2 separate regions of the Mus musculus genome follow, and region 1 is linked to region 2. Evidence: chromatin loops called from intact Hi-C (ENCODE). Cell type or tissue: left cerebral cortex. All regions are shown on one strand. Links, peaks and the distances in the headings refer to the core of each region. The heading gives the core; the rest is flanking DNA.

Region 1 (16,500 bases), core at 4,254-12,253, 290 kb before region 2:
ATATTGTCTTGTTTAGTTTGGTTTGGTTTTTCTGATACAGTTTCACTCTATAGCCCAGGCTGGCCTTCCACACACTCATGTATGCCTCAGCCTTGTAAGTTCTAGGATTGCAAGTGTAAACTATAAACTACCATGGCTGGCTTATTCCTCTGTGCCCTGTCCGTTCCTTTCTCTTTCTTTCTTCCTCCTTCTCTTTTTTCTTTTCTCTTCTTTTCTTTTCTTTTCTTTTCTTTTCTTTTCTTTTCTTTTCTTTTCTCTTCTCTCTTCTCTTTTCTCTTTTCTCTTCTTGTCTTTCTCTTCTTTCTTCCTCTCCTTTCTCTCCTTCCTTCCTTTCTTTTTCTTTTTCTGGGGGTAGTGGTGGTCATGGTGGTGGTAGTGTGAGACAGGGTTTCTCTTTGTATCCCTGGCTGTCCTGGAACACAGAGATATGCCTACCTCTGCCTCCCAAATTCTAGGATTAAAGGCTTGCACCGCCATGCCTGGCTCCCTGTATTTCTTTCTTGTGTTCTATGAGTACACGGCCCCAGTGGGTCATAAGCCTGATTAGTACCCCTCCCCGTTTCCTGCAGTTACACTTCCTTGGGCAACCCCAGCCTGAACATTTTAGATGGAAAATTCCAGAACACTTAACTGTCGTGTGCATGTCTCCCAGTCCTCCCTTCTTTCATGAGAGGTCTCACTGTAGCTCCAGCTGATCACCAACTCATGATCTTCGAAGCCTCACAGGCAGATGCCACCATGCTGGCTAGGAAGTTTGAAACACCTTTCATCATAGCTTGTTGTTAGGGCAATCCCATATTGCTACTGTTAAACTCCTTCCCCAGTATGTCTGGGTTTACTGCTGTCTGATTTTAGGCACCCATTGGTCAACCACAGTAGAAGGCCCCATGCTGTGAGAGTATCTTTGCTCTTATTTACTAGGTTGAGGGCTGTGAGATCAGACACAGTGTGGTGGTTTAAGTGAGACTGGCCCACATAGGCTCATATGTTTGAGCTCCTAGTAAAACTATTTGGGAATGAATAGGAGGTGTGCCCTTCTCAGAGGGGGTGGGTATGGAGGTTTCAAAAGCCCATGACAGACCCAGTGTCTCTCTGCTGCAAAACTCTCAACTATTGCTTTTAACAGCATGCCTGTGTGCTTCTCAGCAAGGCCCCAATTAAACGCTTTTTTTTCCTTCTTTTTTTTTAAAAATAAGAGTTGCCTTTGGCATGGTGTTTCTTAACAGCAATAACCGTGATACAGTGTGACTGTCCTAGGCCCCAAGTTTAGAAAGAAGTTAGGATTGGAACCCTGGTGTCTGCTTTTCACTTTGTTGTGTAATTCAGTACAGTAGCCCCTAGCGATGTGGGGCTGCTAATACAAAAACTTAACTGAGCACACGTGGAGAGGCCCGTAAGCATTAGCAGTCAGTATGCTGAGATAGGCCATTTGGGGATTACACAGTATGTTCCAGGGTAGACAGCAGTCAGAAACTTAGGGCTTGGCACTCATGAGTGGCACTCACTGTGTGTTGACTTCTGCTGGTTTTTTTTTAGAGTTTTCTGTGCTGTGCTGGGGATGGAGCCCAGGGCCTCCCACTCCACACCCCTGCCACTAAGCCACACCCAAACTTCCTGCTATTAATTTGGTACATAGCCCACGATTCACTGTGGAGCAGGTACTTTCACATTTAAAGAAAAGCGCCCGCCTTTAATCCCGGCACTCAGGAGGCAGAGGCAGGTGGATTTCTGAGTTTGAGGCCAGCCTGGTCTACAGAATGAGTTCCAGGACAGCCAGGGCTACACAGAGAAACCCTGTGAAAAACCAAAAGAAAAAAAAAAAGAAAAAAAAAAGAAAAAAAAGAAAAGTGCCATTGGAAGGGAAAGATGAACATAGCAGAAGGGTAAGAGGTGTGGGCTGGTCCTCAGAGTTGCAGATAAGAATTCTTCTTTTCTCACTGGCCACACACAATGCCTATTTCTTAAGCTATACTGGCAGAAGAAGTGAAAGGAATATTTTATAACAGTAAATTACATGAATTCAAATTTCCATGTCACCTGTCACTTTTTTTGTTTTTGTTTTTGTTTTTGTTTTTGGAGACAGGGTTTCTCTGTGTGCTCCTGGCTATCCTGGAACTCACTCTATAGACCAGGCTGGCCTCGAACTCAGAAATCTGCCTGCCTCTGCCTCCTGAGTGCTGGGATTAAAGGCGTGGGCCACCACGCCCGGTACCTGTCACATTTTATTAGAATACAACCACATCCATCGCTCTGGCTCTTTCACTGCGTAACTAGAGACCCTTAACCTTTAGGCTTTTCTTCTTTCTTTTCTTTTTTCTTTTTCTTTTCTTTTTTTTTTTTTTTTAAGATTTATTTATTCGGACATGCCAGAGGAGGGCATTAGATCCTATTACATATGATTGTGAGCCACCATGTGGTTGCTGGGAATTGAACTCAGGACCTCTGGAAGAAGAGCCAACCTTTAGGCTTTTCATCTAGTCATTCTGACAGAAACGTTTGCTGACCTCAAACATAAAAAGCAGTGTTGGGCTGGAGAGGTGGCTCAGCGGTTAAGAGCACTGACTGCTCTTCCAGAGGTCCTGAGTTCAATTCCCAGCAACCACATGGTGGCTCACAACCGTCAGTAATGAGATCTGATGCCCTCTTCTGGTGTGTCTGAGGAGAGCAATGGTACTCATATACATAGACAAAATACATCTTTAAAAAAAAAGCAGTGCCTTTCAGTAGGTCACTGGGAAAGGAAGGGACTGAGACACTTGAGTGCACATGGATTAAATACAAAGAAACATGAGACCCTGTGGCGAGTGGGCCACAGCTACTTTAGGAAGAATGGGACAAAGCCTGGCTCAGTGGATGACATGCTTGCGGGCAAGCACAGGGACCTGAGTTTGGATCCCAGCACCCACGCAAAAGGCTTCAGAGTGCTTATGGAATCCCAGTGCCAAGGGGTGGAGCATGGATCCGGGTGCTGGGTGACCGGCCAGTCTAGCCAAAACTGTGAGCCCCAGGGTCAGTGAGAGATTTGGTTTCAAAACACTAAGGCAGGGCAGTCAGGATGGCTACATGGTAAATGCTTGCTGTCAAGCCCAATGACCACGATTGGTGTCTGGAACATACATGCTAGAGAAAGCTAATATCTAAGGGTTGCCCTCTGGGCTCCATGTACAAGCCATGTATGTGGTACCTCACACATGTGTATGTGTATGCACACACAAAGGAAAACAGAAATAAGAGACAAAGTAATAGAGGAAGGCATATGATACTGATCTCTGGCTTCCAGGAGCACATATATGTACACCTCAGATGTGTGTACCTCTCATATGCACACCTCTCACTCATGCACACCTCTCACTCATGCACACCTCTCACTCATGCACGCCTCTCACTCATGCACGCCTCTCACTCATGCACGCCTCTCACTCATGCACGCCCCTCACTCATGCACGCCTCTCACTCATGCACGCCTCTCACTCATGCACGCCTCTCACTCATGCACGCCTCTCACTCATGCACGCCTCTCACTCATGCACGCCTCTCACTCATGCACGCCTCTCACTCATGCACGCCTCTCACTCATGCACGCCTCTCACTCATGCACGCCTCTCACTCATGCACGCCTCTCACACATGCACGCCTCTCACACATGCACGCCTCTCACTCATGCACGCCTCTCACTCATGCACGCCTCTCACTCATGCACGCCTCTCACACATGCACGCCTCTCACACATGCACGCCTCTCACTCATGCACGCCTCTCACTCATGCACGCCTCTCACTCATGCACGCCTCTCACTCATGCACGCCTCTCACTCATGCACGCCTCTCACTCATGCACGCCTCTCACTCATGCACGCCTCTCACTCATGCACGCCTCTCACACATATACACCTTACTCATGCACACATACCTCTCACTCATGCACACCTCTCACACATGCACACCTCTCACATGCACACTTCTCACTCATGCATGTCCACCATACATCTGCAGATCTCCCTTTTTCTCCTGCACACAAATGTGCTGAAGTGAGGCCTCATTTAGAAACAGCTTTTATCAAGTGGGAAGAGAGTGTGCTAGCCAGTGTTCTGTGGCATGACCATGTCTGGTCACACTGCTTTCCTTTCTTGTGTTAGTCTTGAATGCTAACTTGTTCTCACGTTACTTCCTGGTGGTGAGCCAGTTGTACATGAGTGGTAAGAATCTGTCTTATTAACCCCTCCCAAAGGAGGTGAGGACAGGGATGGGGACGTGGGAACTCATGTGTCACTGAGCTGGGGTGTGATGGAATGTGAGACAGCCACATTTACCCTGGCTTGTACAATAACCACACTGTCTCACCAGTTGGAGGTTATGTGGTTTAGTTGTAGTTTCTTTTGCGTTCCTGTGCCCCACCCCAACCTTGCTGGAGACTGACTTCTGAGCCCACAACCTCCTAGTTCAGTTCTCATGTCCTAGCATCTGAAACATGGGTACTCATTAAAGGAAGACAGTGCTTAATTAGTTAGACTGGTCATTAAGTTCATCCGGTAGTTTTGGGTTTTATTAAGTAATTAGACACAAACTTGCACCAGGCATGAGAAATGGTAGAGGTGAGTGCAGGACTGACGCAGGATACTGACACAGGAGGAGACTTGCTTATTGCACGGTGGAGAGTAGAATTCATGTCAGTAGTGTGTCACCTCCCCCCACACAAGTATGTGCCCAGGCTGGCCTCTGCCTCCTGAGTGTTGGGATGACGGTGTTTCCTACCATGACTGGCCTCTTCTGCATTAAAGCCAGCCTCAGTCTCGCTGTGTTGTAATTTCCATAAGCATGAACCACCACTCCTGGCTCAGATTTTCTTACACTTGTAAAATGGTGATGCACACCTATAATCACAGCACTCAAGAGGTAGGAGGACAGAATGGACAGGGTAAGGGCGGCCTGAACTACTGAATTACTGTGGAGAGAGGGGGAGGGGGAGGGAGGAGTAGGCAGACACAGAGAGAGACAGACACAGAGAGACAGACAGACAGAGACAGCAAAATTAAGGTTAAGTCTCAAACTCTTGAACTCGGTGAAGGATTGGCCCCTCTCCTGGGTACTGGGATCTGTGTCACATGTTGTTTAGTCAGAAGGAATGTTGCTACTGCCTTTCCGCATCAGCCTTCTGTTGCCAGTGCAGCCCAGTTCAGACATGCGGCCTGTCTCCCACTTCTGAGTACACACTGGCTCTCTCCACCTCTCTAGATCTTTAAGCCTCACTAATTCACACCACTATTTTATTCTGTTTCAATTAAACAGGAAAGAGCCAGACTTCTCAGAGGTCAGTCTGTTCAACAAGTGGGACCCCAGGGCCTTCTGTATGTTCAGCAAAGAGAGCTTGCAGTGACCTCCCCAAAGGATGGTAGGTTAGGAAGCAGTGCATTGGGCCGTATCCCAAAGCTACTGGGTATTTCATGTTATTTCTTTTTTAAACAGGCTCCATCTCCATTCTGGGTTCTGATGATGCTACCACTTGTCACATTGTAGTCCTGAGACATACAGGTATGATGACAGAGATGAAGGAGACTATTGTTAAGCCATCCCAACCACATGGAACCACTGACTTTCTCATTTGAGTTTCCTAGTAAAATTTGAAGCCAAATCTTTCTTGTCTGCATAGCGTCTCCCTGGTGCCCTGGTCAGATGGGTTGGCTGGGCAGCATGGAGTCTTTCAGTTTTCTTACAGGGTGCCTAAAGATGAGGTGGTCTACATGTCTCATTTGCCAGAATATAAAGAATAACTCCTTTTACCCTTGTTTTCCAGGAAATGGGGCAACCTGCCTGACACATTGTGATGGATCTGACACCAAAGCTGAAGTCCCCTTGATAATGAGCTCCATAAAATCCTTCTCTGAACATGCTGAGTGTGGAAGGTCAGTGCCATGCTGTTGCTGTATGGACACTGTGGAGGATGCCCTGTGCTTGTACACCATGAGCATGGCTGGTGTCTACACTGACTGCCTGGGTGGGTGGAATAGATGGGTGGGTGGCTGGGTGGGTGGATGGAAGAATAAAAGGATGGATGGGTAGATAGATGAATGGATGGATGGTTAGACAGGAGGAACAAGCCAGCACTGGACTTTTTGTTGGACAGGGCTTACTATGTAGTCTGGCCTTGAACTCATGATCCTCTCGCCCTGGCCTCCATAGTGACAGGATTATATGTTGGGCTTCTGTGCTCAATTTTAAACTGAGTTTGGCTTTGAACTTGTGTTATGTTGGGATCTTTGCATCTCAAGTATTAATGTGTTGTGGCCTATTCAAGGGGTATTTCTGTGGGAGCCACTTGTCCTTGGGGCCAAGAACTTCCTGTTCAGTGTAGGCTCAGTGTTCATACTCTACATAAAGCAGGCAGGTGAGTAAATGTGTAGGAAGGACTAAAGAGGCAGCAGGGTCAGCTGAGCATGACAGTGCTACACACCTCAGCAGGCCAACAATTTGAGCAAGGGTGTAGGGTAAGAACCAGCCCGGACTAACTGTCCCTCAGCATTTCATCCTTACCCTGTGACACATGGCCATTTACCAAAGCCACACAGCTAGTTAAGTTCTGGCCTGTGACCCACTTGCTCACATAACTGGTCCACTTGCTCTGTTATTACGCTTGGCTCTTATTTTCTTGGTAGCTTTGAAGGAACTAGTACAGTCATACACAGGTACTTAGGGTCTTGAGGGCACTATTGGTCAGCTTTATAGTGCAATAAGTAAATTAAAAAATGGGGAGAGGTATGATAGCACACCTTTAATTTCAGTATTGGGAGACAGAGGCAGGAGGATGTCTTAGTTTGAGGCTAGCCTTAAAATATAAACCAAGTTTAAACTTTGTATATGTATATATATGCTAGAAATTGAATTCTGGGCCTTGCATATGCTAACTGTGTTGGCGCTGAGCCCTTTTTAAAACTCAAACCTTGTGGCTGGGTCTGTGCCATAGGCTGGCAAGCTTCACGGGCTTTTTGACTTGTGTGGTTCTAAAATTGCCTTTTCCTTTTGCTTTGGCCCAGGCTAGCCACAAGGGTTCTCAGAACATAACTGTCTGGTCTGTTTGCAGACAATGTCTAGTTATTGTGGATATCGAGGCTAGCCTGGTAGGAGCCGTGGCAAAGCCATGGTAGCCACAGCCCAGATGCTCTTTGGTAGAGGTACTGAGAAATTCTAGCGTATTCCATGTGGGAGGCCAGGTGACACTGCACTGAGGACCCTGGGTGACAGATTTGTTACTAGCCTTGGCAACATCCCATGGCGCCCTATCATGCCCACAAGTAGTTTCATCATGTGTTGTGAGAAGCCTGTTGTATCTGTTCATGGGAGCCACTAACTATCACCTTCAAACCAGCACAGTCAAGTCTTGTCCTAACTCTGACCACTGTACCTCTCTTGGCAGGCTGGAAGTACATCTTGTGGGAGGCTTCAGTGATGACAGGCAGCTGTCACAGAAACTTACTCATCAGCTTCTCAGTAAGTTCACCCCCACTACAGTTACAAACTGTCAAGATGCTCTTTTAAAACAGGAGTTAATGAATTCTTAGGGAGCACATACTCTGAGCTGTATAGAAACAATTACTCTTCTGGCAGGAGCGGTCTTTGTAATCTTGAGAAAATGAAAACAGCCGGGCGTGGTGGCACACGCCTTTAATCCCAGCACTCGGGAGGCAGAGGCAGGCGGATTTCTGAGTTCGAGGCCAGCCTGGTCTACAAGTGAGTTCCAGGACAGCCAGGGCTACACAGAGAAACCCTGTCTCGAAAAACCAAAAAAAAAAAAAAAAAAAAAAAAGAGAGAGAGAGAGAGAATGAAAACAGCAATGATAGCCTTTTTTGTTAGATCAGTACAAGAGAAGACACGGTTATGTTTCGGTTGTGTAATAGATATTCACTAGTGCTACACACATACCTTGGAGCAGCCTGCCATCGAGGAACCTGGCATTGTGGCTCAAGCCTTTGAAAGGTTCACTCCCCTTCTTAGAATCCATTCTAAGAAAATCATCTAAAGTGTGCACAGAGAGAGGCTGGCAGGATGGCTCAGTGGGTAAGGTACTTCCCACCAAGCCTGACAGTTGATCTTTGGAAGAAACTTGACTCCTGTAAATTGACCTCTGACCTTCTTACATGCTTCACAGCGAGTACACACAAGTAAGAAAATGTAAAAAACCAAACATTTGCTCAGAGATTCTGACGCACAGATGAACAATATGATCGTTCTGACAACAGGGAACACCCAGTGTCCTGAGAAGGGTCACAAATCTCCTAGGAGCTGTGACCTACTGTGCCAGGCGTGGAGTCCATGCTTGCAGCCCAATGCTTGGGAGGGAAGTGAGTGAGGCAGAGGGTTGTTTATTCCTGAACAGCCTGAGCTACACAGTGAGACCAACAAAAAACAGTTGAAAGCTTGCTATGGTAGAACACCTCTTTAACCTTAGCGCTCGGGGAGGCTGAGGCAGGTGGATCTGAGTTTCAGGTTGGCCTGGTTGATGTATTTACTAAGTTCAGGGCAGCCAGGGATATGTAGTGAGACCCTGTGTCAAATATACCTTATTAAGAAGTTTTAATTGCATGGGTGGGGGTTGGAGTGGGGTGGGCTGGGGTGGGAAGGGAACCTGTGTCTAACAAAAGCAACTAGAATATAAAACTATATGATGTGTCTGGTGTATTGTTGTCTCTGTTATGAGCTTAGCTGAGCACAGAAATTGAAGGGTAACCTACAGTGGGGTGATGGGCACTCAGAACCTACTCACTTTTGTTCTCTTGTCCAAAAACATTCACAAAATTTTTGCTCTGGGGACTGGAATGATGGCTCAGTGGTTAAGAGCACTGGTTGTTCTTCCAGAGGACCCAGGTTCAATTCCCAATACCAACACGGCAGCTCACAGCTGTCTATAACTCCAGTTCCAATACCGGTGGTTCCGGAACCACTACGCACATGGAACACATACATCACAGGCAAACTCTTATACACATAAAGACAATTCTTTTGCTCTAACAGACTCAAAAAAGTCAGTCTCCCCGTAGAACGCCCCCTTGTGGGCACTGGTACCTGAGCCCAGGCCTTCTGTCAGAGTAGAGTAAGTGCTTTAACCCCTGAGCCACGTCTCCAGCCCCGTTAGTTAGACGGAACAGACTCCACTTTCTTTTCTTTTTCATTTAAGTGCATGTGAGCATTAGGTCACATGTGTACCGTATAGCTTGAGCATGGAGGTGAGGTCAACTTGGGGGAGTGGGTCCATATACGGAACAGAGATTGCAAGAGCCTTTACATATTTCGCCTTCTTGCTGGCCTAACCTCTACTCTCACCTAGCCCCTTTTGAGACAGGATTTTATGCAGCACAGACTGGACTTGAAATTGAATTGTGGCACCATGCCTTGAGCATGCTAGGAATTACTGTGTCAGTTGAGGACCCTGCCCAGGACCCTACTAGAACGTTTTCATGATATATATATATATATTAACCACACTCACATATCCCTGTTAACTTGAGCACTTTTTTGACATCAATTGTAGGTGAATTTGACAAACAGGATGATGACATTCACTTAGTGACATTATGTGTAACAGGTAAGTTCTGCTACATTTCCCAAAGGGGTATAAGGGCTCAGGAAGTTTTTGTCTGTAATTTTTTTACTTTAATATTTATTTTTTTATGTGAGTACACTGTTGATGGATTCAGATCCCATTACAGATGGTTTCAAGCCACCGTGTGGTTGCTGGGAATTGAACTCAGGACCTTTGGAAGAGCAGTCAGTGCTCTTAACCGCCATCACCTATTGGATGCCTTGTGCCCACTACTCCTTATCACTAGGCAGACGTCTTGCCACCGGGTCCTACCCAACTGACCTGGATGTTCATGCTGCTTCTGCAGAGGCACGCTGTCTGGTTTCTCTGTTCCTGGGCGGGCTGGGCTGGCCAGTGCCCCCTGGGGCTCTGCACTGACTGAGCTTCTCCTCTATGAGGAACAACTGCTTAGTGCTTCTACTTCCCTTTGTTTCTTAGAGTTAAATGACCGTGAAGAAAATGAAAATCACTTTCCAATCATTTATGGCATCGGTAAGTAGCGTTTGTATCCGAGGGTTATATGGTGTGCATGTGGGCATAGCAGACTGTGTTAGGTTAAAGGTCTGTTGGTGAGTTTGGAAACCCTGGGCAAGAGGCCAACCTTGACTAACCTTTTAGCTGTGAGGTTGTTAATGCCAGTGTACAGCACAGGCTATGCACCCCACACTCATTCCTGTAGCACAGTGTCACATGTCACAGTGTCACACTGCCTCACTGGAGGGGAGGGGTCTGGCGTTTTTCCCCCCTAGCCAGTGCTCATGGGGAAGGTGTGAGGTATTTGGATCTCTATATATTCTGGGAATGAAGTAAGGAAGCCCAGGGTCCTCCTCTCTTCAGTTCTGAGGCTAGCAAATTGCAAAGGGCTTCTGGTGTATCCTTGTTTAGCTAGCTGGGTGGTGAGCACACAGGCACTTCTTATTTTATTCTCTGTCACTTTGCAGCCTCACAAGTGTCTGTGGTCGCAGCAGAGTTCTGAAACCACATGCCGCAAGGGTCCAGAGCAGGTCTGGGGCTGTTCTTCTCTCTGTGCTGGTTCAGAGGTTGTCAGCACCTCAGACTTCCTTCAGCTCCCGTTCCTTTCTGTTTCTGCTTCTTATGTGGAGTGCTAGAAATGTGAAGTCTGATTTGGATCTTTGTCGATTTAAAGTCACTCCCTTGTCCCTTGCAGCTGTCAACATTAAAACTGCAGAGATTTACAGAGCTTCCTTTCAAGATCGTGGTCCAGAGGAGCAACTGCGTGCTGCAAGAGCTTTAGCAGGAGGCCCAGTGAGTGGGAGCCTATTTTTGTGGGATAAAGAGGGAACCCCAAGAGCCTCAAGTTTTTAGACCCGAGAAAAGCTATGGCCACCTCCTTACCCAGCCCACTTCCTCAAGAGTTAAGAGGTTCGCCCTGCAGTGGCGGCACACGCCTTTAATCCAAGCACTTGGGAGGCAGAGGTAGGCGGATTTCTGAGTAGAGGCCAGCCTGGTCTACAGAGTGAGTTCCAGGACAGCCATGGCTACACAGAGAAACCCTGTCTCGAAAAACCAAAAAAAAAAAAAAAAAAAAAAAAGGTTCTAAGTGAGTTTAGGTTCTAAGTGCCAGACACTAGTTCTCTCCTTGGAAGATAGAAGAGACAGTAACAGCCTGCCTGGGACGTCTTCCCATAGAGAGGATGGCAGGGACGGAAGTGACCAAGGAGTAGTAGTTTAGTGAGTCACTTAGTCAGTTTTAAAGTCTAACTTCCTTAGGGCACTATATTTTTCCTTGTTTTTAGTAGTGCTAAGGATGGATTCAAGATGCTCCTCACATATGCTGGGTAAGTGCTCTGTCACCGAGCACTTTTAGCCTAGGCCCTTTTATCTTTAGATAAGAGCTTGTTATGTAAGAGCTTCAACATTTCCCAGGCTGGGATTACACAAGTGTACAACTGTGTCTTGGTCTCTAGGATGCTTAATATTCATCCCATCGGAAGAATTGGTAGAAGCTAGAAGAATTTACAATGTACAGAATGAGCCTGGCACACAGTTTTAATCTAAACACTCAGGAGATATACAGGTGGATTGCTGTGAGGTAGAGGCCAGCCTGGGATGTCAAGGCAAACACGATCCTATGTAACATGTAAACATGTTATGCTATGTAGGCATGATCTGTAGCACTGACATGAGAAGCTGGGTGTGCTGTGCATGCTTCCAGTCCTCGTACTGGGGAAGAGACAGGCTGACGATTGAGGTTTCTAGTCTTGCTGAATATGTAGTTTCCGCTTCAGTGGGAGGTCCTGTCTTGTCTTAAACAACTGAAGACACAGGGCACAGGTGCCTGGTCTCAAGTATGTGCCAGCAACGCAGGCCCCAGCAAGCTCCAAGTCTGCTTGTTTGTGTAGTGCTAACAACATCTCAGGAAAATGTTCAGAGACAGACATTTGTTTTGCCAGTCTTTTAATAATTTTCAGGAGTCCTAATCTTGTCTTTAAAAACTTTGCATTTGACTTGGTTTTGCTATGTAGCCTAGGGTGTCTTGGAACTGTGGCAAAGGATTCTTTTTGTTATTTAGTTAATAATTAGAATATTGAGTACTCTTTTCAAAACTGAAAATTCCCACTGGCATGATTTGGGAATTCAAGGAATGGCCAATCAGCTTCCACAGAGCTGGTAGTGATGGTATGCACACCTGTGATCCCACATTCGGGAGTTGAGACCAGCCCCAAGGTATGTGAGACCTACTGCAGCACAGAAAACCAGGGGAGGTATGGTGGTGCACACTTTTTTTTTTTTTTTTTTTGGTTTTTCCGAGATAGGGTTTCTCTGTGTAGCCCTGGCTGTCCTCGAACTCAGAAATCCGCCTGCCTCTGCCTCCCAAGTGCTGGGATTAAAGGTGTGTGCCACCACGCCCGGCTTGGCGGTGCACACTTTTAAAGCAGGAAGATCCCAAAGTTTAAAGGCCAGCCTGGTCTACCACAGTCAGTCCCTGTCTCAAAAACAAGACAGACAAACAGCAACAAAAGCAAAAGACCCAGACCTTTCTTTTATTCCTTTTGTGAGACAAGGCCTCACTGTCATCCAGGCTGTCCTGGAACCCACAGTGCTCTTCTCTGGGTCAGCCTCAGCCTCCTGAGTGTTTGATGGCAGGTATGAGCTGTCTGTCTTGGGCACTGTGAACTCTTTTATGTGACATGATGACTACTTGCTTGGGGTGGTAATAAGGAGCTGTGGTATTCTGTGTAACCATGAGGAATTCAGGCTTTAGTCAGACCTACCTGGCTCTGAGGCCCTGCTGCTGCTCACTGGACATGTGACCTGAGACCTCTCACCATCAGCTTCCCCTTGAGAGGACAGCATGTTGTCTTCTTGTAGGCTTGCCATCAAAAGTAAACACAGCAGTGCACAGGGAAGCATTTGGTGGTGGCAGCCTTGTTGTTACGGGAGGTCAATGTGCGCAGCTTATCAGCTAAGGGGACAGACAACCTTGGAACTAGCCTATAGCAGTGGTAGGGCAGTGTCCTTACAGCTTGTCATGGAAATGGTTCTTTTAGATGATTAGCATTTATGATGCAAAGACAGAACAACTCCGAATAGGCCCGTGTTCCTGGACGCCATTCCCACAAGTGGATTTCTGGTTGCAGCAAGATGACAAGCAAATCCTAGAGGTGAGAGTTTACAGGTCGGCTAAACCTTAAGTCTCTGCACCCTGGTTCCCATCTGTAAGAAAAAAAGGTTAGACCAGCTAAGGCTGCTTCTCCTCAATGGGTGAGAGTGACTATCTGTTGCCACTGGCAGTGTCTCTTTCCTTTACGGCAGTGGGGGATTAGTGACATCCTGGCAGCTGTTTATACAGGTGAAGCAGTAAGCAATGTAGTGTGTGTTTCCCCAGATGTACAGACACCACACTGAAACTAGCCCAGTAAATGTGTACGCAGCCCAAGGCTACTCTGATGTTGAATGAGAGGTCAGCCTGGTCCTCTCACATCCACCATCTTGTCTTTTCAGAGCCTTTCCACGTCTCCTCTGGCCGAGCCCCCCCACTTTGTTGAACATATTAGATCTACCTTGATGTTTTTAAAAAAATTCCCATCTCCAGAGAATATACTCTTTCCTGGAAATAAAGCTCTCCTCTACAAAAAAAATAAAGATGGCTTGTGGGAAAAGATCTCCTCTCCAGGGAGCTAACATCAGCTCAGAGTTTACTGAAGAATTCATCTTCACCTGATAAAGATGGTTGCTGGTTTGGAATCTACACCTGCACACTTTTACTTCTTCCGTCCTTCCTGTCTTTCAAAATAAAATCTTATTTTGGCAAAGGCAATTTGTTTAGATGACTTTTTACGGCAACAAAAAGTCCACATTCCCTCAGCAGTGAGGGAGAGAAGCAAGACCACTGGCTTCATTGGCAGGGCCTTCACAGACAAGTTGGTCGGGAAAACTCCTTATTCAAAAGTTACTTTTAGCCGAGGGCTTGTCTGCTTCAGCCTTACCGTGCTGCACAGCTGACGACACTGACTCGTCATGGCGGCTTTCTGTCCCAAATAAACACAAGCACAGTGCACACTGGGCACCAACTTAAAAGCATTACCAGTGTTTAAAAATACACTTAAATATGGTCAGGAAGAGATCTTAAGAGTTAATTACTCTATTAACAGGTGAGTCCTTACATTTGTTTACAGAGTGTAAGGAGAAAAGGTGCAGCAAGGGGCAGTCCTAGCCACAGCTCATGTGGACAGTCCTTACTTAGGCTCCCGGAGAAGCAGCAGTGGGGACAGAGGCAGAGGAGCTCCTGATGCCAACCAGTGAGGCAGGCACCTACCACAACTCGGCTGACCTACAGAGCTACTACGACAGACGGAGGAGAACCTGGAGAGTCACTGTATGCAGCTTCATCACGATTAGCTTCAGAGCCATGAGAGCAGTGTTTCAAGTGGCAGGTGCTTGAAGGCCACGGTTCTCAGTACAAAATGTGTGGTACAGGAAGAAAGGGTATGCCTATGTTGGACAGGCCAAAATAGTCAATTGTCATTTGTTCTACTTACAGATAAAATAATTAATTGCCCCCTAGAAAGCCCGCTTTTCTGACATGTGTCTGTGCAAAACTCCCAGTTTAGCACAAACAACAAAAGTTTTTATCATATTAACATGTGGCATAGTTCACGTCTTCCATAGAACTTCACCTTCCCTGAAACGACAGTTAGTACAGCCTCCAGCCCAGCACTACTGAGCTTATCTTAAGCGCTCCAGTTCCTCTACCTGTGAATGGTCATCTTCCTGATGCTGGGCCTGGTTCTGCAGGGCCTCAGTCTGTCTGGCCGTGAGATCAGTGGCCCTGGGAGGCTGCTCAGGGCTGTGGGCCTCTAGGTTGTCATGCTCTAGCCCACTGGACAGCTGTTCCACCTTTTCCAGGTCTTCAATGTGGCTGACTGAGCTGGTCTCACTCACAGCATCCGAGCCTCTCAGGGACCTTTTAAAAGGCTTCTGACCTAGGGACATGAGACGGACTATCCTGAAACTGGTAGTATATGCAAAGGCTCTGTGGTCCTGATGGTCACTGATTTTTGCAGAAATGCTGGAATTGTGGCTTAGAAGCATCTCAGAGGTGAGGTGGGAACTAAAGAAGATTGTGACACTAAAATGCTCCCCAGGTCAGAGATTCTATGGTGACCCTAATGGGAGTGAGCACTTCGATTAAATCAATGCTTGCCTTTGGAGTACCATGGAGGCACTTCTATGGGAATATATCATGGGTGCATGTTTCAGTGTGGGGAATGGAATTTTGGATTAAAGAAAACAAAGGCACATAAGGGAACAAGAGAGGAATCTCAACAGCATGCGGAGTTCATTCCCTAAGTGGAAAAGAACTAGTTTTCTTCTATTAATGATGGTGAAATGTGGAGATGTTTAACCCACCTGGAAGCCTCTGTTTGCTTCGAGTGCCTAGGGGTGTGGGAGGTGGTGTCACCCCAGTACCTTGTACTTTGTGGACATAGGTGTATTCTGTGGACTCCAGAGAGCCTGTAAGAAAAACAAAGGAGTGGGCAAAAGCTCCTGGCATAAGCATCCTGAGATGTCACTTGCCCTCAATTGGCTTTGTGTCCTAGCCAGGTCTATAGCCATTTGGCTCCCCACTAACTTTGACTGGAGTAAACCTAGCCTGTAGCTGCTCACATCTCTCCCCAGCCTCCAGTCCTGGGGTGCTCAGTCAGTGTGTGCAGTGTGCCGGGACCCACCTTCAGCTGGGAAATGCACTTTAGCATCAAAGAGCACATGTTCCTGCTAATGGCTGATGTCTGACAGATAAAGCATTACTTGTTTATGGTCTTTTGAGACAAAGTCTCACATAACCCTGACTGGCCTCCTGAATGCCAGGATTATATTCTTGTGCCACCATACTATGAAAATCTGACGCTATCTTTGGCTACTGTGAGAATCCAGACATTATTTTCTGGAAAAGGACCAAAGGAAGGAACATCAAATTTTGGGTGCTTTTTTTTTTTTGTAGAATAGGAAAGGCATCACAGTTTTTAATCTTCCAGAAGGTTGGTAATACTGCTAGTCACTGGTTTTTAAAAAAAAAAAAAAAATCCAGTGCTGTGTGCTATAAACGTTAGGTTCCCCTTTCAGAAGGAGCCCTGTCCTGCACAGAGTACTCAGCAGGGCTGTAGGGAACCAACAGTCCTTATGCCAGTGTCTACAGTGTGCTGCTCCCAGACCTGGCCAACTGGACATCCATGTCCATGTTCCAAGGAAGAGCAATGCACATGGGATCAAGTGTCTACTTGCTTTCTTACTGTTTCAGCAGGGACTGGGGAAGATGACATGGCAGCATGAGCAGTCTGCTGCATTTCAGACTCGTGGCAGAGAATCCAGGGATGTACAAAAGCATGAAGGTACTAGAAGCTAAAGGCATCTGGTCAAACTCTGAAATAACAGATCTAGGCATAGACCAGTGAGACATCCTACCTG
Region 2 (16,500 bases), core at 4,850-12,849:
AAAGAAGACTCATGGCAAACAATAAACCAAAGCCAACAGTCTGCTGAAGATTTTTGTTCTTTAGAACAGTGGACTCTGAAGAGGCCCAAAAAGGAAAAGGGCCATTGGAGGAGACACAAAATTACAGAAGGTTGGGGACAGTGGAAGGAGGCAGCTAGGGTAAGAAGCCTCAGCAATGTCAGATGCTGGAAACATTAACTTTTCTCTTAGAGCAGGAACAGTAATCCTTCTAGCTACTTGTGATGTTATAAGAGCATCCCTCTTAATGGGATCTTCATACACACGGTGAAATCCAAGTCTACAGAATTCTGGAGTTGGTCCATGACTTGGTTACCCAGACAAGTATATTTGCACCACTATATATTAATGTGCCATGTTCAGGTCCTGAGCCATTTCTTCCTAAGGTCTGTATGCTGTGCTATATCCTTTCCAAATCTAGTCCAAGCAAGAACCCTGATGACCCAACTCAGCATAGTCCACCCACTCACTCTGACCAATCATTAGCAAAATTTCATTCGACTATCAGCACAAATTCACCTACCCTTTCATCTACTTCCGTCTACCCTTCCTGGTACTCTATACCAAATGGGGTTGGGTTCTCTTTCCTTCTATTATCACAGTTTTAAACAGTCATTTTGGCAAGCATTAAAAAACAAAAACAAAAACAAAACACCTGAATTGGGATATTCTTTAAGGAACTTACACAGACAATCATTCAATACTAGCACATGTAGACCTGTTGTTAACTACAAACCAAACTGCACTGGGAAAAAAGTGAATATTTAGGTCTAGAGAAATGGCTCATGAAGTTAAGAGCATTTGTTGCTCTTGTAGAGGACTTGAATTTGGCTCCCAGCACCCACATAGTGGCTCACAACCTTCCATTAACTACCATTCCAGGAGACCCAATGCCCTCTTCCCATCTCCTCAGCAACAAATGCACACATGGTGCATACACATACATGCAGGCAAAACAGTCATATATATAAATAAGATACATCTAAAATTTTAATGCATATTTAACTTTAATGAAATTGCCCACTGTCCTTTTCCTCCACATGTTCCACCCCAAACACCCTCTGAACTTGAAGGCTTTGTCTACTTCCTTCATCTTCCTCTAGTACCCAGTACCTGTTCGGAGCTGGAGTTCTGAGGCTAGATGGGATTCTGGCACCGCCAGGATCTGCCTGCTCACTGCAGGCTGGTCTTCATGATTGACAGAGAAAAGGTCAAATGAGCTTAGGCGGTCTAGAAGACAAGCGTGCCCATCAGAGAGAAAGGTCAGTGAGAGAATCACAAGAGGGGAGGGGAGGGGAGGGGAGGGGAGGGGAGGGGAGGGGAGGGGAGGGGAGGGGAGGGGAGGGGAGGGGAGGGGAGGGGAGGGGAGCTTACTTACTTTTCATGTCATTTTTTAACACTACAATTCTCTTATGACCATGTCCTTTTATCCAGACCACCTGCACACAAGACATACTCCTGGTTAAGCAGTGGAGAAAGAGAGGAAAGTACCCTAACATTCATGAGAGTGAGGACTCTTGTACCTGCTTCTCACATACCAGGGTCAGAACTCAACAAATGCCAAGAGCTTGCCTATGCTTTCTTTAGCTCCTAAAGCAACACTCCACTCCTTGAGCCAGGTCAGGGTGTAAGTAGGCCTAGGCTCCCAGGCATTCTTCCACTATTTCACCAGAGGCTGAGCACCTTCTGTTTCAAATGCTCGGACTCAAGAGGGTCTTGGATTTGGGAATATCTGCCTATACATAGTGAGGTACCTTGGGGGTCTAGGAGCACTTAAACTAGAAATCCAACTATATCTCATAAACATTGTATACACATAGCCTGAAGGCACTTTAAGTGAAAAGTGTTCTGACTGCAATCCATCACAGGAGGTCAGATATGGGCTGCCCAGTTTAGTTATCACGTTGCCTTCAGAAGGTTTTAGAATACTTTGGGTTTTAGAGTTTGTTTTAACTCAGCTCAACTCCTTTGCCAATACCTTCTGGAGCCTGGGCAGCAGTCAGGATCCTGCATAGCTTCTTTCCCCACTCCACTTCCCCTCAGCTCTTCTGTGGACAGCTGTAATGCTTTCCAAAGGTAAAGCTGGGCTCCTCCGACTCCTCCACAGTACAGGGAAGCTCATGCCTGGAGGAGCAAGGGCCTTGGAAGAACTCCCACTCTAGGCTCTAGCACTTGCACTTTTCACTTTTATTTTTCTGCAGCAATCTCCCAGAACAGTTTCATTGCCTCTCACAGCTGCTGGCTATTCTTCATCGTGCATGTCACATCACCTACCACGACAGCCTATGCCTTTCTGCTATACAGTAGCTCACAGACACCTGTGATACTGCCCCTCCAAGACTGCTATGCTCAGGAAGTGGGCCTTGCCTGGGCCATTCTCTATATCCACTGAGCACAGGGGTCACAGTTACGCAGTTCTGGCTACATTACACTCAGGGCATCTGCTTAGGTGTCCTGTCTGGTTAGGTGACCACTGACCACATTCCTACAAGGAAGGCCTGAAACTAACTTACTTGGCACACAGGAATAAAGGTTTATAAAAGTCACTGAGAAACACTAAAATCATTTATCTTATCTGGCAGCACTCGGGTGACACCTTACATCTCTGATCAGGAATCAGCAATGGCTTTTCAGGAAGACAACTTTCCCAGAAGCTGAGGAAAACACCTACCTGTGGGATGGCTCCCAGTAATTCCTCCACACTACTGTAGCCATAAGTTTTGGGCTGTAGTGTTTCTCCAACATATTTGTTATAGGCCATGGAAAATTCATGAAGAAAAATCTGCTGGTAGTGATAGGTATGAAGCAAAGACCTCACATTCTTTGCAAACAAGTACAGGCTTGTGAGCTTCACATACTCTTCTGCCTTATCGTTCGTACAAACCTGGCCCAGAAGAAAGGAAGATTAGGAACTTCCTGAGACTGGCCCTGTCTGCTTTGAAGTGAGGGCCTCCTGCCAAGAACACTCAAAGGCCCCAAATCACCTTGGCTTCTAAAAGCACTCTAAAAGGGGCTCATAGACTGGTCTCCCAGAGCCCTAGGAGAGGCTCATGTCAAGGCTCAACAACCCAGGCAATTTTGATTTCTCTGCAGGTGTAATACTGTTGAAGCTTGAAGAAACAAAAGTAGGGAACTTGTAATCCCAATGCAAGCAGACAGGAAAGGTGAGGGAAGCCAGATAGACACACACAGTGACTGTGGGTACTAGACCTCATCAGAGGTTATGTGAGACAGAAAATAGTGGTCATCCTTGCAAACACATACACAAATCCCCTATGTCTTTTGGTACCCAGCTTTTGAAACTGCATGTGAGGACCGCAAAAAAACTGGCAGTATAAAAATGTTTCTGAGGGCTAGAGATATGGCTCAGTAGTTAAGAGCACTAGCTGCTCTTCCAGAGTTCCAGAGTTCAATTCCCAGCAACCACATGGTGGCTTATAACTACCTATAAGGGATCTGAGGTCTTCTTCTGTCATGCAGGCATACATGCAGATAGAGCACTCACATGCATAAATAAATAAATCTTTAAAATAATGTTTCTGAATCCCAACCATCAAAAAACGACTTCAAGAGCCAAACTGATAATGAATCCAAGGTGTTTGCAGCAGCACTTCTCCACGGGGCATCACACACTCGGTGCCACACATGCTGTCATCCATGCAACTCCAACAAGTGCTGCCTAAATGATTTGCAGTTGAGGTATGCTATTAATAGCTGTGTTTTTCTGCTCATAGCAGTTTTCTGCTATTATTCAACTTTGAAAACAGTGAAGATGCTTTAGATCCTATATCTTCAGGATCTAGCTAAGATTCTTTTACATGAAAACAAACAAGAACATCCATCTCAATATGCAAAACACGATACCAGTTTGTAAATGGTAAAACTGCATGCATACCAATCAGTCATTTAAAAACAAATGTTCTCAAAACAAAACAAAACAAAACAAATGTTCTTATCATTTATCATCAAGTATTTGCTTTGTACACCTGCTTTACAGCGTTCTATCACGATGCTCAGAACTTGCATTTGGTAGGATGTAATTAACAGTTTTAAAGTGTCAGACTTGGGGCTGGGGTAAAGTTCGGCATAATTTAGAATATCATTTAGAAATCAAGAAGGACTTGATTTCTTTCAATTATTGACCTAGCACATGGTCACAAGATGACAGTTTAATCATTTATTCTCTACATGGCCAAATTTTATCTGCTGACATCTTCTGTAGATTCATTTTCTTTTAAGAGAGTATTATTTTATTCTTTTTTTTTTTTTCTAGACAGGGTTTCTCTGTTTAGCCCTGGCTGTCCTGGAACTCACTCTGTAGACCAGGCTAGCCTCGAATTCAGAAATCCACCTGCCTCTGCCTCCCAAGTGCTGGGATTAAAGGCGTACGCCACCACGCCCAGTTTAAGAGAGTATTATTAAGATTAAAATAAAAATAGGTGATGTGATAGGGCTTAGCTCAGTGAGTGGCAAGATGCTTGCTTGGCATGCATGAGGCCTGGGGTTTGAGTCCCAGCACAACAAACCAACAAAAGCAATTAAAAAAAAAAGTAAATTATACACATTGCTTTTCATGTTCTAAAGTGTTTTGTTTGGTTTTTATTAAAGCTGAAGTTGGGGCTGGAGGGCTGGTTCAGCAGCAAGAATAATTCCAGCTCTTGCAGGGGATCTAGATTTGGTTTCCAACACCCACATGGCAGTTCAAAACCATCTGCATCTCCAGTTCCAGAGTACACAAAACCTTTCTCCAACCTGCACAGGAACCAGTTATATGTACAATGTGCAAACAAACAAAACACTTATACACATAAAATTTAAAAAAAATCTTCATCTTTAAAAAGCCGCAGTTAACTATTTTTTCAGGATTAATGGAAATTTAACATTTTTTACATTGTGTGTGCATGTGTGTGTATATATATATATATATATATATATATATATATATATATATAAATATATATATATATATATATAAAACTTCAAATGCCTCAGCAAGTGTATAAAGTCCAGCCACTCCTGGAAATTGACCTCCACACACTTGCTACCATGTACTCGAACACACCACCACCGCAACCACCACCACCACTTAAAGAAAAGGGGGATAGAGAGATATAGCTCAGCAGGTTAAGAATACTTGCTGCTCTTGAAAAGAACACAGGTTCAATTCCCAGCACCTAAATGGTGGTGAACCACCATTAGTAACATAACTCCAGTTTCCTGAGCTCCAAAGCCTCCTTCTCAGTTCTGTGGGTACCAGGCATAATTTGATGCATATATATAAATGCAAATAAAACACTCATACACATAAAGTAAAATATCTAAGAGTAAGTAATAATACAATTTTTTTTTTTTTTTAAAAAAGGGAGACCATGAATTTGACAGAGATAGAGGAAGGGGTTGAGGGGAGGAAATGAAAGAAATGAAAGGGAGAAATATGATATTTTAATTCCAAAAGATAAAAACATTACTAAGAGAAAGAAAGAAAAATGTCCAGCCAGTCTTAAGACCTCTAGTACCCTTCCAGCTCTACATATACTATGGTAGACCTCACAGAACTCCAGGCTGAGACACTTCCGATAATGATGGGTCTGAAGACCCACTCACACACATACCTCTACTAAGTACGGCAGACTCTTCAGTAGCTCAGTCAGGGTCATGAATCCATATTCACAGGGGTTGAGAGGAGTGCTGTGAGTGGTTTCATAATGTCTCCTGAGCTCATCAACAGGAAGATAAGCATCCCCTTCCCAAGACATCAACAAGACCAGCAACTGAGCAGTGAGAGACCGCAGAGACTTCCTATTGATCAGCTGGATCTGTTTACCAGACTCCATATCAGCAACCTACAGAAAGGAGAATGCAAACCCAAACCCAATTCAGATCATCCATTCTAGCTACTGGGACCAACAGAGGCCCTTACACACAAGCGGCAGTGGGCTTCTTTGTGATAGCAGACAACACTTGGAATGAGACTGGAGCAGAAATTGTTTTTACCCTCCTTACAGTCCAAACTCCACCTACTCATCTCGAAGACATTTGGAGACACTGCCATGGTTCTCTCTTCTTCTGTGCTGTTTCCTCCTTCCTGCTTTTCCCCTAAGGCAGAGAGACAGCCGGCCAGCTGGCAGGTCTTGGCTAAGCTAGTGACCACAGGGAAAGCTGCATTTCTCTGATATCCCAGAGCCAATTTTAAAGATGGCCATTTTCATCTGCTATGCATCTAGTTGAACATTTCAGATTCTCAAGGAGACAAAGAACTTGGGGGAACCTTTGAAAGATCTATAACATCACCTGGGGAGCCTGTGAAAGATACATGGTACTGTCTGAGCACCAAATACCAAGAGCAGAGACAAGCACTTGGTGTTTGAGACCTCTTGCCTTCCTCAGGACCCGCCATGATCTTTAACTGCAGGCAGCAGACAGAGCTCTGTGCTCTCGCACTACCTGCCAGTACATCCAGTCTTGTCCCCGTACGCTTCTTGCCCAATGGCTTTGCCTTCTGTGAGGATCAAATGGCTCCCTGCCTACAGCCACATATGCTTGTCTCTTTAGGACTCTGGACTCAGTCCAGCATCAGCATCTCTTTACTTTCCAGGCATGCTCTGAACTGAGGTAGGAACATGGTAGCAGACTCTCACTCCTACAGTGGTAGTAGAGCTGTTCACATAGCCTGCTTTGAAAGTAGGGGAATGAGGGGACTGGAGATGGCTCGGCAGTTAAGACACTTGGTTTTCTTGCAGAGGACCCAGGTTCAGTTCCCAGCACTCATATAAGGAGGCACAACCACCTGTAACTCTGGTTCCAGGTGATCCAATGCTGCCCTCTGGATTCCACAGGCACTGCATTGATACTTATGCACACACAAACAAGCAGGCAAACACACATATACATATAAATATAAATCTTTAAAAAATAAATGAGAAAGCAGGCACTCAATCAGCAGACACGAGTCAAAAACATCTGAGTTACTATCTTAGAATCCTAGATGATTGCCAATGCTGCCTTTTTTCCCAACATAATATTTATATTAGTTCTTTGAGAATTTCATATTATACACCCAGATCACACTCACTTCCCAGTTCCTCCATGACCGCCCCCACTTTGTAACACCCCCTCTCCACATTCGATCTGTGTTACTTATCTACTCACTGGAGCATGACCAAACTCTCAGTGGCTCGCCTCTTAACTACAACTGAGTCTTTCCTTCCCCAAACCCCAACTAGAAGCCATCAATAGCCGAGAACTACACTTCTGCATCCTTAACATACTTTTAAAGAGTTGTCCTTAATGGCCTCCTGTTTTCAATGGCTGTTTCCTTTTTTGTCGTGGGGCTCGAAGTAGGGATAGCGGTTGTCACAGAAGCCTTCCATGTCCCTCTCTCTCATCTATGCATCTACAGTCACTGATACTACTGCTGAAGTACCTTCCTTGCTCTTTACAGTCAGTGGGAACATGAATCAGGGGCTTCCATAAGGTTTCTGGCATAGACCACAAACACAGACCCTAGCTTCAGTAGGACCATGAACCCAGAAAGGCCTTCAGAGGCAGTCCAAACCACAGACATCAACAAGACCTCAGGCTGCAGCATAGACAATGGACATCAGCATGGCTATGGCCTTTGGTAGTAACATGGGCCATAGATATCAACACAGACCCTGGCTGCAGTAGGGTACACCACGTCCAATTTATGCAGCACAGGGATGAAGCAATTGAGCGCTTAGTGTATGGTGAGGAAGCACTCAACCAAGGGAGCCACATCCTTCCCTAGTCCTGGCTTACAACCTTCCTATTTACCTAAGCCCACCCATACTGACATCTTGGCCAGTGGACACTGGGGAGACCTGGACCTGTCATACATATCATGGTTTTCAATCCCTCAACTTCTAATTGATTCCACTGCAGACACTTCTCCAGAGAGATCCATTCCAGGCTCTGTCTTTACCTACTTCTAAATTCTTCATTCATACACATCATAGGGTGTCTGGGGTAAACATGGAATGGAAGACAGAAGCAATTCATTGCTCAGCCCTTCTATTAGTAAGAAAAGGGCTAGAGAGATGGCTCATTGGTTAAGAATACTGGCTACTCTTCCAGAGGACCAGGGTTCAATTCCCAGCTTGGCAGATCACACCATTTTTAACTCCAGTCCCAGAGGATCCAATGCCCTCTTCTGGCTTTCATAGGCACTGCATACATGTGGTGCACAGACATACATGCAAGCAAAATACCCATATAAATAAAAATAAACAAATAAATATTCTTTGAAAACAGCTGATTCTGTTGGGCAGGACAAAGGCCTAGCTAACTGAGAGGTGGGTTTATCATAAGACAATGTCCTTTTCCTTTCCAGAATTTCCAACCCCCACCCACAAGCCAACATGAAGCCTGGCTGGGCCCGCGCATCTTTCAGAATCCTGATTTGGAAGGCCTAACTTTCCTTTTTCTTCTCTTCTGTCTTTTCTTTCAGATATGGCCAGAGCCTAAGCATATGTTCCCTGGTACTTTGGGCTTCCTTACATTTTCTGTAAAACTCCCTTCCCTGCCATGTGGCTGACCTCTGTGCTAGCTTCTCAAATGGCATGTCTTACCCCCACCCCCCTTTTCTCCATTCGATTCTCTTCAAGACACTGCAAGATTTACAGACTGCCAGTCTGGGGATTTTTTTCTTTAAAACTCTAATAAGCAACCTCCAGCTTCCACTTTGAGTCTATTCTTATTTTTGCCCATGAAACTGAGAATGCCAAAAAGAAACTCAAACTTCCCATTTCTCACATATCAATGCTGGCTCTGCCAGGACTCCTCAGGATTTCTGTTAACACTCCTTGCCTGCCTTTTAATTACATAAGAAAGGAGAGGATGGATCTGTTCCTGCCCCCTAGACAGAGCTACTGTCTTCAATTCCCCATCTTCTTTCAAGTCTCACATGATCCTTTCCTCCTGCTTCTGTTTCTCCCTAGCCTCAGTAGTGAGGACTGAATGCAGGGCTTTGCAAGCTGGGCAAACTTTCTACCACTGAGCTATAACTCTAGTCTTTTTATTTTTATTTTTAATTTTTTTAAGTTGGAGATAGGGTTTTGTTAAGTTGCTTAGGCTGGCCTTAAATTTCAAGTCTTCCTGCTTCAGCCTCCTTAGGTCCTGGGATTATAAGCCAGGCTTTTGTTACTCAGCTTTCTGTCTATCTTAGCACTAAGGGCCACAGGTTCACTGATATTGCTGTCAATAGTCTAAGTTCTTTTGCCCCTTACGTCCTTTCCATTGTGGCCATCTGGCCAGCTCCCACCATGTGCCCAGACATCAGCTTCTGAATCTACAGCACACTCATGGCACTCTATGGCACACTCATCCCTCCCATTCATCCCTGGCAAGCATCAGCTCCCCACGTGCACAGTGCTCTTCCACACCCGACTCCACAAGTCACACCTTCTCTGAGCTCTTCTAGCTTAAGCTCTGAGCCCTCTTTTCTTTAAACAGTTGCCTTAACTTGTGGAGGGTGTATCTTTTACTGTCTATTGTAATGCTAAGTGAGGGGCCACAAGACCTGGAGTCTGTACCATAGCCCCTGTGACAAGGTCCCCAGTTAATTGTGATTGGTAAATAAAGATGTCAATAGCTGGGCAGAACAGATATAGGTAGGGTTTAGGTTTCATGGGCTTGGAGAGAGAGGGCCAGGAGGAGGGAGAAGAAAGAGCAGTCATAGAATAGAAGAAGGATACGCAGGAGGGAGAAAGAGAGCTGCCATGTGTTATGGATGGACCTGGTGCTATTCTTGTGAACCAATCCCCTAGTGAAAAAAGGAGCTAATCACCGGGTGAGTAAGAGGGACTTACGGGTTGGACGGAGGAAGAGAGGAAGCAAGAGAGAGGTCTTTTAGGATGGGGATAGGGTGAGGACAAGATGTAGCTATGAGAGTCTCCCAGTTTCAATGGCAGATCTGTCAGGATTAGCCACCAAAGGATTTAGATTTAATAAGGCCTACAAGATTAGGATTTTACTGTCGTTTCTGAACTGAACTAAGTTTGTGTTGTGTTTTCCTTCACACAGAGGCTCAACTGGGTTCAAGAGAGAAAGGTACAGCAAAGCCTGAGTTTGCCTGAGGTGCCTCACAAAGGCCATGGGGGATTTGGAGCATGGGGCTGGTGTGGTAGAGACTCACCAGTGGGAACTTAGTGGGCTGGCTGGAGACATTCTGGAACTGAGTCAGAGTCTCCAAGAGATACAAACAGGTCTGTCACTGCCCGCCAGCGCATGGCCAGCGAGGCCGCTGGGGAGAGCGTTGCTGGCACAAGTGCAGGAACATGATGGTTCATTTTTTAATATTTCTCGCAACAGCCAAGGGCCAAGAGAGCGTGGCCTTGAGGGCTGCCCAACTGTAATTAAGAGCAGCCCAGATGAAACATGTTAAATAGTAAGTGATAACTTGGAGGGGTAAGCAGCTGCCCAGCTATTGTGCTGCCTAAGGCTATTTAAAAATATAAAGGCTGTGTATTTCATCTGGGAACATAAATGGTCTAAGAAACCCTGTGCCAGGATTTATAACTATTTTCTACTACATTAACCTTCCACTTAAAGATAACATAGCATTCTTTTCCTGGTGAACATTTAGCTCTTGGGGCAGATTTAGTTTTATCAGATCCCATCCAACAGCCCTAATTCCTGTGAAAGATTAAGGCAGCCCCTCCTTATGGTTCATCTCCCACCTCCTCATCACACTACCCTAGAAGTCCTTCTTGCCTGTGTCTGCTCACTTCTCAAGTCATTGTTCTTTGGAACTTTCAAACACATTTAACTGCAGTACCTGGACATCAAGCCAGCAGCTCATTGGTTCCCTTCATCCCATGTGATCAGCTGTGGCTCTCTCACTTCCCCTCACAAGCAAGCTAGCCAAAAGCTGTAGCAAATCCTGCTGCCACTTTCCCTTGACACTTCATTGTTCAGAGTCTTCTAAGTGCTGTTCTCAGCAGCAAGACAGTCACCTCCTGCTACCTAAGTCTTACGGAATGCTACTGGTCACTTCCTTCCCATCTCCTGTAATAGTTCCACCTCTACTCTGTCAGTAATAAGTATATAACCAGATTCCCTACGAGCCTCTGATTGATGATGCCACCACTTCCTGCTTCCCTTTCCAGTTTTTCCTCCTGGTAGTTTTTCCCTAGACTATAAATCTAAAGTGCCAAACCAAGCCACCTACTAGTACCTATTAAGGTTTCAATGACACACAGCTATAAAGCATCAGCAAGTCACACAGGGTACACACAACCAAAATGCTGCAGTATACACAACACCTCACACAGACCTGCCACAGCCTTGTCAGTGAAAGGACATTGGCTTACCTTTACAACATGGCAGAGCTTCTGTGTCAAAGCTGAGACTGAACTGACATCATAGTCTTGGAGACGAAATGTATAACCAAAAGTTTTAGCATATTCTGTAAACAGATCTGTCATCATAAGGCAGTTACCCTTTTGGGACCGCAGAAGCTTAACAAACTGGGCGGCTAGAGCTTTGAATCGCTCCACTTCAGTCAAAGTCAGGATTTTTTCTTCTCCACATTCCAACACCTTAGAAACACATAGGGCAGAAGGAGGGGTGGGGGTTTGAACACATAATTATAGGTAAAGTTAAGTGGCACGGAACACTACACATTGGTCACTTAAGATGGGAATGTGTTACGAAGTCACACTTCTACAAGAGCTCTTCCCTCAGCATTCAAATACACATGTAAGACATTCTTTTTCCTGGCAGTAAATTCTGTTATGTATGTTTTATAACAACAAAAAGTTTTAACACTTTTGGAATGAAGGATGTTAATAAAACTAATAACAAAAGTCCAGCCCTGCTTGGAAGAGCTTGGCATGAGTACTCCCACCCCACCTCCAAGGGTGTTTGGAAAGCACAATGCTGCTCAAAAAATACTGTTTAATATTTAAACCATCTCATCCTATTTCCAGTGATTATTCTAACACAAGCTGAAGACTATCTTTTTAAAGATTTATTTATTTATTTAATGTATGAGTACACTGTAGCTGTCTTCAGACACACCACAAAAGGGCATCAAATCCCATTACAGATGGTTGTGAGCCATCATGTGGCTGCTAGGAACTGAACTCAGGATCTCTGGAAGAGCAGTCAGCACTCTTAACCACTGAACCATCTTTCTAACCCTGAAGATTATTTTTGAGGTGGAGTCTTTGCTGGTTAACCCAGGCTGGCTTTAATCACAGAACTCCCCAGGCACCACCTCATAAATTCTGAGATTATAGAACAAATCGCACATTAACCTAATTTACTAACAGGTCAACAATACAGCTTTTTTGATGAGGTTATTTCAGACTCATAACTAGAAACAGTAACACCTCCCTTATACACTGCTCAAAAAAAACAAAAAAAACAAAAACAAAAAAACAAAAACAAAAACAGTTGAAGAATTAGAACCTCTTCACTTACTTGTAAAATCTCAGGTATGGCTTCCAAAAGTTCAAGCAGCTTGGTAAATCCATAGTATGCAAGTTTACACTGTCGGCCAAAGTGGTGGTGGTAAGAGGGAATGAACTTGTTGAAGGGCATTCTGAAATGGGGCTGGTGGCGCAGCAAGTCCACAACATCTTTGGAGAACTGCTTTGTCCTTTCTATTTCATCCTGAGTTCGTTCTTTAAAAAATAAAGCACCTTATAAGTCAGGCATCCACCCACTGTGGTCAGTACCAACCCTGCAGGAGCTCTGTCGGAGTCACAAGAGATCAGCTTTGTCTTCCCCAGCCACACAGCACACAATAAGTACATTTACTTCCAACTAGGTTCTTGGAGCCAGTGGTTCTCCTACAGGCTCAAGGCACAATCCTGGGAAACAAGGGTGCTATTGTGGGAGGTGTAAAATACACGTCATCACCTACAAGATAGGGACAATTTCTATACATCCTGTCTACTACACCTATGTGAACAAGACAGACACAGAAGTCTGGGTGCTTCAAGCAATAAGATGTTATTTTTGTAAAATCACACTTCTGAGCATTCATGTGTTTGCTTATTCATTTGATCTCCAGTTAAAAGTTATCAGCAGAAAGGAGTTACTAGGCATCAAAACTGTAACAAAACAAAAAAGTACTTAAATACTGATCTTCACATCTGTTCATTTTAAATTGATTAAAAAAGGATACTACTAGTTTTAACTCCGGAAGCTTGTGACCTCAGGGACACAGAGACCCTCTCTCTGGCATTAAAGGGTATCTCCCAGACTTGACTGAACTACAACTGGAAAGACAAATGCCACATTCCTCTGTGTTTGTTTTCTTCTAAAATATGCATGGTGAAATAATTCTCAGAGCTAAATTGGATTCTCCATCAGATAACGGGCACTAGAAACATGCACATAGCTGGGAAGCATTTAACAAAACCCTGGTTAGAGCTTCTCCCCTTTGAGTAGATTCTTTGCCTGCCTGCCTGCCTGCCTTCTCTTCCCTCGAGACAGGGTTTCTCTGTATAGCTTTGGCTGTCCTGGAACTCACTCTGTAGACCAGGCTGGCCTTGAACTCACAGAGATCAGCCTGCCTCTGCCTCCCAAGTGCTGAGATTAAAGGTGCCCCACTAACCAGTGTGTTCTTACAGGGCACATGGCTTCCCTTCTTCCAGAGAACACAGGTAATGTTACAAACTACACTTTCAAAGGAACCATTAAGAGCTATGGAAAGAGAAAAGAAAGTGCACCCCCCCTCCACACACACACATACACAATTAAAATAACTCTTCCATTTAAAAGTAAACACTGACTAGACTCATGCCCACAATCCCAACACTTAGGAGACTGAGGTCAGAGTACTACTGCAAGCCTGAGCTATACAGTGAAGTCAGGTCTCAAAAGTACAAACAATAGCACCACTGAGGTAGACAACATCCCTCCATATACCTCTTTTTCGGATACAAATGACCATGTCGTCATCTTGTTGGGACAAGCAAATAGTTGTGTCTGGGATCTCTGATATTATATCAATCAAGTCACAAACACCATATTCCGTGACATCCCAGTCCTTTGAGAAACACCTATGTTTTAACATGGGAAATGGGCAAAGAATGAGTAAAATCACTGCCACAGTAACAAGCTTTACAAAAGACTGCTTTTCTTTTTTAAAGTATCCCATCAACTCACCAATGATAAGCCTGTGAAAAGTCTCTCACGATGACCTGCTTGCTGGCCTGGGACTTAAGAAGTTTTAGTAAATCCTGAGTAAAGCGCTTCACCTGGGCCCTGTGAGTAAGGGTCATCAGACGCTTGGAGCCCATACCAAGAATCTGAAAATGAAATGTTCTAATTACTTATACTATGAAAACCTCAAAAGATACGTTCTTGTGTCAACCTTGTCTCTGTCTTTCTTGCTCTTGTTAATCTCAAGCTATCTCCCTCAAATATAATGCCCACAATTTGAAATGGACACAATTCAGTATGTACAGTTAAAAAGAACAATGACACAACTGTCTGGGGCCAAGATCATTTGTTTGCTTATTTCAAAGTGCCATTATCTCAAAAGATCATGAGCACAAAGAGGAAGTGCACATGTCCAGTCTAGATGACTAATTTCATCTCTAAAAGACAGATTAAGTTTTTCAGGCCTTTTTAACAAGTAGGAAATTATTAAAACACTGTCTTCAGGGAAGTTATAGGCAGTCTAGATAGGATACAATAAACCCTAATCAAGTGACTAATGTCCAACTCATGAAAGGTAGAGCACTTAACACCCTGGTAGGTACCAACTTGTAAGTGCATTATGCTCATAGCAACCCCCTGCAATAATGAGCATACTAGAGAACACTGCTGGAAAGCAAGTGTTAGCCCCTAGAGACTAGAAGGAAAATGCACACAGGCCTCTAAGGAATTCTTTTAGGTTGGAAATTTGTAGTTTCTTGAACACCTGAGAGGGTTCCTGCATTTTGAAGCAAGCTCTTACAGGAAGTTTAGCTCAGAATGTCTGAGTATTTGGCTGTGGCAGCTGAGGTCACAGAAGAACACTCGTTTCTTTAAACAAGCAACCTCTTGTACCCTTTACCTGCAACACATGAGGCACAGCTTCTAGGAGTTCAATCAGCTTGGAATAACCATAGTCTGAAACCCTGCACTGCTTTCCAAAGTGGTGATGGTATGAAGGGATGAAATTGCTGACGGGTAGTATACACGATGGCTGGGTCTTCAGTAAATCAATGACCTCTCTGCTGAACTGAATCAGCTGGGGATTTCTCACAGGACTTTTAGAACGAAGAAGCCAAGGGTCTAGAAAAGAAAAACAAAAACAAAAACAAAAAAAACAAAACAAAACACCATGAGGCCTTAGGCATGGGTTCACTGGCTCAAAGGCTTTTTTGTGTTCTTAGCTCAGGATCACTGTGCAGAGGCAAGCAGCAGTTTCAAGTTTCAGCTTCTACGCACAGGCACCACAGAACCACACGACCAGACCCTCCCACTTACCACAGAGAGGCAAACCATTTGCCCTAATTCTCAAAAAGAAAAAAAAAACAACAAAATCCCCACAAAGCACTCTAGGGTGATGGTAGAAGTGAAGACGAACAAGGACTTTCCAGACTACACTGGCTGTATTTCAAAGATCCATTTGTAACTTGCTCATCATATTTCCCCACAGACACAGTGCAGATAAGCACTAGGAAGGTAGCCCACGAGAATGGAATTAACCAACAGTAGAGCTGAAATTTTACCCGGAAAGCTATGGGAAACCGTCACTTGAACAGGACAGGAAACTGAGGAAGAACCAGATCTATCCACCTACCTCATTATAGCCCCAGCAGGACTGGGCCAGCCTATGAAGACTACATTCACAGCAATATTCCTGTCGGTCTCTTCAATGCTATAACAGGTCTGCTCCATCAGGTTTTTAAAAAGTGCTTACACAAGAAAAAAAGCTTATCTGGAAAAGGGTGTTGCAGAGATGGCTCAGCAGTAAGAACACAGGCTGCTGTTCTTCCAGAGAACCCAGGTTCAATTCCCAGCACCCACATGACAGCTCACAATTGTCTGTAAGTCCAGTTTCAGAGTTTCTAACACCCTCACACAGACATACATGCAGGGAAAACACCAATGAACATAAATACAAATAAATTATTTTTTTAAAAAAGCCTAAATAGAGCGAGTATAGCGGCAAATGTCCTTAAATTAATCTCAGCATTGAGGCAGAGGAGGCTGAAGCAAGAGGATTATGAATTTATGACAAGCCTTGGTTATATAAGACACTACTTCCAATAAAAAAAAAAAAGAAGATGAAACTTTATCGAGAAGTTGAGGGGATTTGTGGACTCAGCACAGAGAGAGGCTGAGTCTCCCGTGGAGTCTGCCCCGAGCAGCCTAAGACTGAGAGAGGAGGACAAGGTTTAGGAAGGAGCTTCTGTCCAGGCCTCCCCCAGAGCTGCTGACTCAGGCCAGGCTTCCAGTTACTCTTCTACCTTTAAACAGAAGTGCAAGCCGAAGAAGGAAGACACATTAGAGTCA

Evidence for each region. Peaks named below come from ENCODE experiments on the same cell type or tissue, not always from the same donor. Only the 100,000 strongest peaks of a DNase experiment are listed, where the experiment ranks them.
Region 1: it touches region 2 in a loop (2.3-fold over the local background); 2 of 42 quality-filtered maps call a loop at or near these places.

What each region holds. Positions count from the first base shown.
Region 1 is chr16:13,821,599-13,838,098 of GRCm38, forward strand. It overlaps Ntan1 (N-terminal Asn amidase), which reads left to right. Exons shown (of 10, transcript NM_010946.4): 2 at 5,285-5,387; 3 at 5,462-5,527; 4 at 5,790-5,898; 5 at 7,407-7,480; 6 at 9,520-9,573; 7 at 10,009-10,062; 8 at 10,739-10,836; 9 at 13,083-13,196; 10 at 13,537-13,852. The coding sequence ends at 13,716. Pdxdc1 (pyridoxal-dependent decarboxylase domain containing 1) reads right to left here. Exons shown (of 23, transcript NM_053181.3): 21 at 16,498-16,500; 22 at 15,445-15,549; 23 at 14,102-15,017. The coding sequence ends at 14,761. Among named protein-coding and RNA genes, the nearest start is that of Ntan1, 11 kb to the left of the region's middle. In left cerebral cortex, for the core only: a CTCF peak has its summit at 9,046 (motif pointing left); a DNase peak (open chromatin) is centred at 6,974; H3K27ac peaks cover 644 bases.
Region 2 is chr16:14,114,594-14,131,093 of GRCm38, forward strand. Marf1 (meiosis regulator and mRNA stability 1) reads right to left here. Exons shown (of 27, transcript NM_001081154.2): 17 at 15,053-15,273; 18 at 14,158-14,300; 19 at 13,918-14,051; 20 at 12,463-12,665; 21 at 11,349-11,576; 22 at 5,631-5,861; 23 at 2,690-2,902; 24 at 1,397-1,457; 25 at 1,132-1,248. Among named protein-coding and RNA genes, the nearest start is that of Marf1, 36 kb to the right of the region's middle. In left cerebral cortex, for the core only: a CTCF peak has its summit at 8,195 (motif pointing left); DNase peaks (open chromatin) are centred at 5,997, 6,590, 7,139, 8,799 and 2 more places; H3K27ac peaks cover 459 bases.